Linked DNA regions of Homo sapiens: region 1 is linked to region 2. Evidence: chromatin contacts called from ENCODE Hi-C or POLR2A ChIA-PET data. All regions are on one chromosome and are shown on one strand. Each heading gives the region's core, a stretch centred on a gene start or an enhancer-like site at or near the end of the contact. The rest is flanking DNA. Distances are from core to core; before and after follow the strand shown.

Region 1 (2,700 bases), core at 17-2,516, 53 kb before region 2:
ACGGCAAAACCAATGCTCTTTTTTGATTCTAAACTGGCTGGTAGGAAAAATGGCTCCCTCCTGCAGACTTTAGAGTTCCGTTAAAAGGATGCCTGAGGGCAGTCTCCAGCCGAGAGTCTCTGCTGTGTGACCTTGGTCTTTGGGGTGTTCATCTGAAAAATGGGACAAATAAGACCTCTCTTACAGATCTGTAAAGATTAAATGTGGCACAGTCTATTACTGGCCTTGGTACAGTGCCGGGTACATTCAGTGACCCAGAGAAATGTAGCCTGTGTTAATATCATCACCTCCATACAAGCCAGGGTGAGTTTCTTATTTATGGATTGGAGCTCATGTGGGGGTTTAACTTTTTTTTAAAAGACTTGACACTATCTTGATTAGAATTCTGAAGTAGGGTACAGAGGTTATAATGGCTCTAGAGAAGAGGGAGAAAGAATCAACACGATCACTCAGATGGGTTAATTTCTACTTGTAAGATCTGTCAGTGGGCATAAGTAAAATTGAGGATTTACCCTGTTTACCGCATATTGTATAAAGGCAAGGAGAGTCCTGCTTGATTTATATCCAAGCATCTTTTACTAAAAGTCAGAATTTCTGTGCATAAGCATCAATCATTGCCTTTTGGAAGTGTTTCCCAATAGAACCCACTTGTGCTTCTCAGGCTTAGCTCAGAGGAATTCAGGATACATCCCTACAAGTCTAGACCTGAAGAATCCTGACCTTCAAAACACTTTCTCCATTTCTGGCCAGATAGAAAATGAGAAGACTAAACTGAATAGGCAAAAAGAATTCAAAACTTTCCATAGACACCTGGGTAGCTCCCCTGCTTGAGTGCAAAAGTATTATGAACTGAGAGGTGTTTATCAAATATCAGTGGAAGTGATGAGGGTGAAGGAATTTAACCCTTCCATCTTCTCTATAACAAAGGGGATTGATGAGAGGATTAAGAAAGTATGATGGCTGGATGGGAGGAAGTCAGCAGAAGAGAACTGAAGAGAGAGGGTCTGAAAGCCTACATTCCCTAGCTGCCTGATATGTTACCTGGGGCAGCACACGGCGGTACATGTGCCAGCACATCTGCGGCAGGCAGAACTGCTCACAGCCTCTTTCCTGCCAGGTCTGGACTAGGCCTGTGAATCTTTCCCAGGCCTGGGTGCCTGGAAGCCACTGCAATCAGCAGGGTGACCTATCTGTGAAAGGTGGGCCAGTTTCACACACATTCTTCCAGCTAAGATACTAGGCAAGCCTGAGTCACTCCCAGTTTTAATGGAAAAGGAAACTGAGCTTCAGAAAATCAACTCAAGTTCCTTCCTGGGATTACACATAGGGCAGAACCAAGACTTAGACCCAAATCTGACTCACAAGTCCATATCCTTCCTAAGTCACTTTTTTTTTTTTTTGGAGAAAAAAAAAAGATTGAAATAAGGAGAAGCAAGGAAATAGCAGGCAGACAGCACCTTCTTCCACATTAGGTCTGGAGGCAGCCCAGGTCCTTCTATGCCCTAAATGGAATATGTCCCTTGGTAAATTCAAGAGAGGTAATGGGATTTTCCTATGTCAGGAAAAAAGAAAAAAAAAATCACACATTTTGGTGGTATCTTTTCCCTCTTCTCCATATTCAACATTTTCTAAAAATGTTAAGTGAGCCTCATGTTAAAAAAAAAAGAAAACACTTAAAAATTGTTTTTCTATTTAAATGAATTTCTATAAAAGAGAAATGGTTTGTAACACAGAGGCAAGGGACAGTAAAAAAGAAGAAAGAGCCCTCAGAGGGAAAGTGGATCCGGGAGGGCTTAACCTCTGCCTGTACTCTATAAAAGATCACGCTAATATGTAAGGTATGTAAACACTGCAGAACAATCAGAAACAAATGAAATGATGGCTTCAGAGTAACAGTATTCAGCTGCAGGCAACAGCCAGGAGGCAGCTTTTGTTATGAACAGATCATAACAAAATGCCTTCGATGTGAAGCAGGCCTGATTTTAACCCTTGGAATAGGCTATCTAGGGTATGAACCTGTATCTGGGGCTCATCTGGACTTCTTTAGAAGAATAAAAGGAAGAAAAGCAACTGTCTGTCAAATATATGACATGATATAGGGTACAGTCAGTCCTGTGAGAGTGGCTTAAATAGAGATTGTGGTTTTTATTTATTTTTTATTATTATTTTTTTGAGATGGAGTCTCACTCTGTCACCCAGGCTGGAGTGCAATGGCGCGATCTCGGCTCACTGCAACTTCTGCCTCCTGGGTTCAAAGGATTCTTCTGCCTCAGTCTCTCGAGTAGCTGGGACTGCAGTTGCTCACCACCAAGCCCGGCTAATTTTTTGTATTTTCAGTAGAGATGGGGTTTCGCCATATTGGCTAGGCTGGTCTCGAACTCCTGACCTTGTGATCTGCCCACCTTGGTCTCCTAAAGTGCTGGGATTACAGGCATGAGCCACCGCGCCAGGCCAGAGATTGTGTATTATTGATCTGTAACATATTTAGCTCATAAAGCAACCTGTGCCAATTATAATTGCTCTTACTGTCATTTTTTTTTAAAAAAAGGCATTACAAATGAATGCAGTGGGGGAAAAGGGAGGGAAGGCAACTAACATTTGCCAAGCAGCTACTATGTGCTGTTTCATATTCTTATCTATAATTTTCATGATAATCTACCATTTCCTTTAGTTTACAGATAAACCATGGCTCACAGAAGG
Region 2 (2,700 bases), core at 52-2,551:
CAGTAGAGAAAAATAGCCAGATGGTACAAAACTGTTGAGCTACACAGTCTGAAGGAGATGGAACTCTGCATTCTGAAGAAGTTGGTTAGTGTAAAGTTCTGGGTCTGAAGTCTGACAGATGTATATTTGATTCTTTCTCACCACCAGTTTCCTGTGCAAACTTCTGTAAGTGAACACACCTCTTCGAAACTCACTTTTCTCACTTGTAAGGTGGAAATAATGGCATTTCCTTTACAGGGTCATTTTTCCTGGTATCTGCACTTGATGGGGTTCAGGACATGCTATCCCAAAATATGGCATGTTAGTATTTTGAATAGTTTAAGCTGAAGGTATCTGAGAAAATCATAGAGGCATAGAGGTCACTCTTACCTTTCCCCCACCATTCTCCCCTAAAGCAGGTCATTAAACCTAGGATTTTCTGACTGTCCCCTGAAGCAGGTCATAAGACCCTCATGTGAGAGGTGCCCTCCCTGTACTCAAAGGAAAGCACCATCCTTGTATCTGGAGATGAAGGATCACACGGATGAAACTGCACTAACAGGCTTTGCTAAGTTCCCCAGTTTATTACCATTAAATCATGCCCTTCTTGCCCTATCATATTTTTCCATGTCTGTCTACTCTTCATCAAGCCTAACATAAAAATACTCATGTTTAACTGTTCCTCTGGGTCTACATTTCTGTATGATACCTCCCATATCACATAAAACATATTACATAAATGTGTATGCTTCTCTCTTGTTAATCTATCTTTTGTTAAAAGGGCCCCAGCTATGAACCTAGGATAGACAGAAGAAAAGATAACTCTCCTCGTCTACACTCTATTTAAGGTCCAGGACCCAAGGAAACCCCCCAGCTTATCTTGGGGCAAACTGGAATAGTTGCTCATCCTAGGTATAAGGCAAGAGCCTTGTACTTGGGATATAGGCACTACTAAACAAATGTTAGTGTACAATTTCTCTTGGGAGAAAGCAGGACTAGGTTGCCTTCAGCAACCTTCTCTTGCCCCTAGACAAATGGTCTCATTTATAAAATTATTCAAAGGCTCCTTGAAGGTAGGGAAAGTAATCAGCACCCCAGATAATCCCCTCAAAAACATAAAACAAACCAGTGAGATGCTTGAGGAAAACACCAGGAAACAGATGGGAAGTGACAGGACAGGTTCTTTAGAACATTTAAACTAAAAAAAAAAGCCTGAAATTTAAGGAAAAAAAATATTAATTAGCAGGCTAGCTCTCTTCTCTCTCCAACCTCTGATGCCAAGCTCAGTACCACCTCCTGTGATAAGAGTTTCGGTTGCAACAGAAACTTCCAAAGGTTTTGTCAGGGTTAGTTGAACATTGACAGATTCTTCACAGCTTGGAATTAAATCTGAGAGCCAAAACCAGGCCAAGTTTCTATAAAGGCTAGGATTTTCCCTGGGGAGGGTTAGAGGGCTCTCCCACCTCTAGACTGATTAATTTATCCTTGACTCAAGCTTCGGACAATAAGACCAAAAAAGACAAATAGATTCTGAACCTGGATGTTGATTCTATCCCTCGCCTGCCACCACTACTCCCAGGAGACTAGAAACGGGATTGTAAGGTGACCCACACCACCGGATAAGACTCAGGCCAGAGGGCTCAGAGAATTAAGTGATAGGCAGAGCAGCTGGGGAGAAAAAACAAGCAAAACAAAACAAAACCCTAAGCAGGATAAAAAGCCCAGGGTTGTGGCACAATGAATGACATGTGGCTGACATAGTTTCAAAGAGAACAACAGCTTAGATAAATAGTGTAGAAGATGAGAGTAAAAATGAATTCAGAAAATCTCATGAAGTATGCACTGACATTTTTCAAAACCTGCAGTTGAAATGACATCTCTGCTTCTACTGAGGACAAGATTTAGCTCTCCTCTCCACCTCTGCACCTGCTCTTGACACCTGCCCACCTTCTCTGGACAGCAGCCCCAGCCAAGCTTGGTTCTCCTTTCTCTGTGCCCATCCTAGGTGCCTTAGGGAATGAGTGCCTGTGAGGGAGGGCACTGACTTTGAGGGAGACACTTCCAGATATCACCATTTACATGACCTCACGCAAATGAACTGAGTTTTTTGGGCCTCTGACATCCCATCTCTAAAAGGGAAATGATGATTTAAAAGTAAAAAAAGCCAGGTGTGTTGGCTCATGCCTGTAATCCCGGCACTTTGGGAGGCCAAGGCAGGCAGATCACCTGAGATTGGGAGCTCGAGACCAGCCTGACCAACATGGAGAAACCCCATCTCTACTAAAAATACAAAATTAGCCGGGCGTGGTGGTGCATGCCTGTAATCCCAGGTACTCGGGACGCTGAGACAGAAATGCTTGAACCCGGGAGGCGGAGGTTGCAGTGAGCCAAGATCGTGCCATCGCACTCCAGCCTGGGCAACAAGAGTGAAACTCCATCTCAAAAAAAAAAAAAAAAAAAAAAAAAAAAAAAGTAAAGAACATACATATAGTCTTGGCTTGAAAGAACAGTGCTGTCACACGTTCAGCCCTGATTAATAGTATCTCCCTCCTCTGTTTAGAAGGATTCAATTCAGTAAACATTTACAGAGCACAACTTTACATCAGGTACTGTGCTCAGCACTGCTGGGGAAATAATACTTGAAAAAAAATGTAATCTCTGTCCTCAGAGAGCTTGTAATCTCCTGAGGAGCCAACGACATGGCAGAGGCAGACTAATCAT

The links. A loop is a pair of places that touch in the nucleus more often than their neighbours do. ChIA-PET counts read pairs that join two places held with the same protein, here RNA polymerase II (POLR2A). Pooled maps may share reads with other maps.
Region 1: a map of psoas muscle shows a loop between it and region 2 (2.0-fold over the local background). The contact joins two enhancer-like sites. A Hi-C loop is called at or near these places in 1 of 168 maps with a recorded cell type or tissue (psoas muscle) and 2 of 50 pooled maps. POLR2A ChIA-PET finds 5 or more read pairs at or near these places in 2 of 52 experiments (H1 and HepG2).

Annotation. Positions count from the first base shown.
Region 1 is chr1:59,595,162-59,597,861 of GRCh38, reverse strand. All of the region lies in intron 8 of FGGY (FGGY carbohydrate kinase domain containing), which reads right to left. Among named protein-coding and RNA genes, the nearest start is that of MIR4711, 140 kb to the left of the region's middle. Within about 2 kb of position 1,266, at least 10 of the 41 ENCODE cell types and tissues checked have a DNase peak (open chromatin) inside an H3K27ac peak, as active enhancers do.
Region 2 is chr1:59,542,197-59,544,896 of GRCh38, reverse strand. All of the region lies in intron 7 of FGGY (FGGY carbohydrate kinase domain containing), which reads right to left. Among named protein-coding and RNA genes, the nearest start is that of MIR4711, 190 kb to the left of the region's middle. Within about 2 kb of position 1,301, at least 2 of the 41 ENCODE cell types and tissues checked have a DNase peak (open chromatin) inside an H3K27ac peak, as active enhancers do.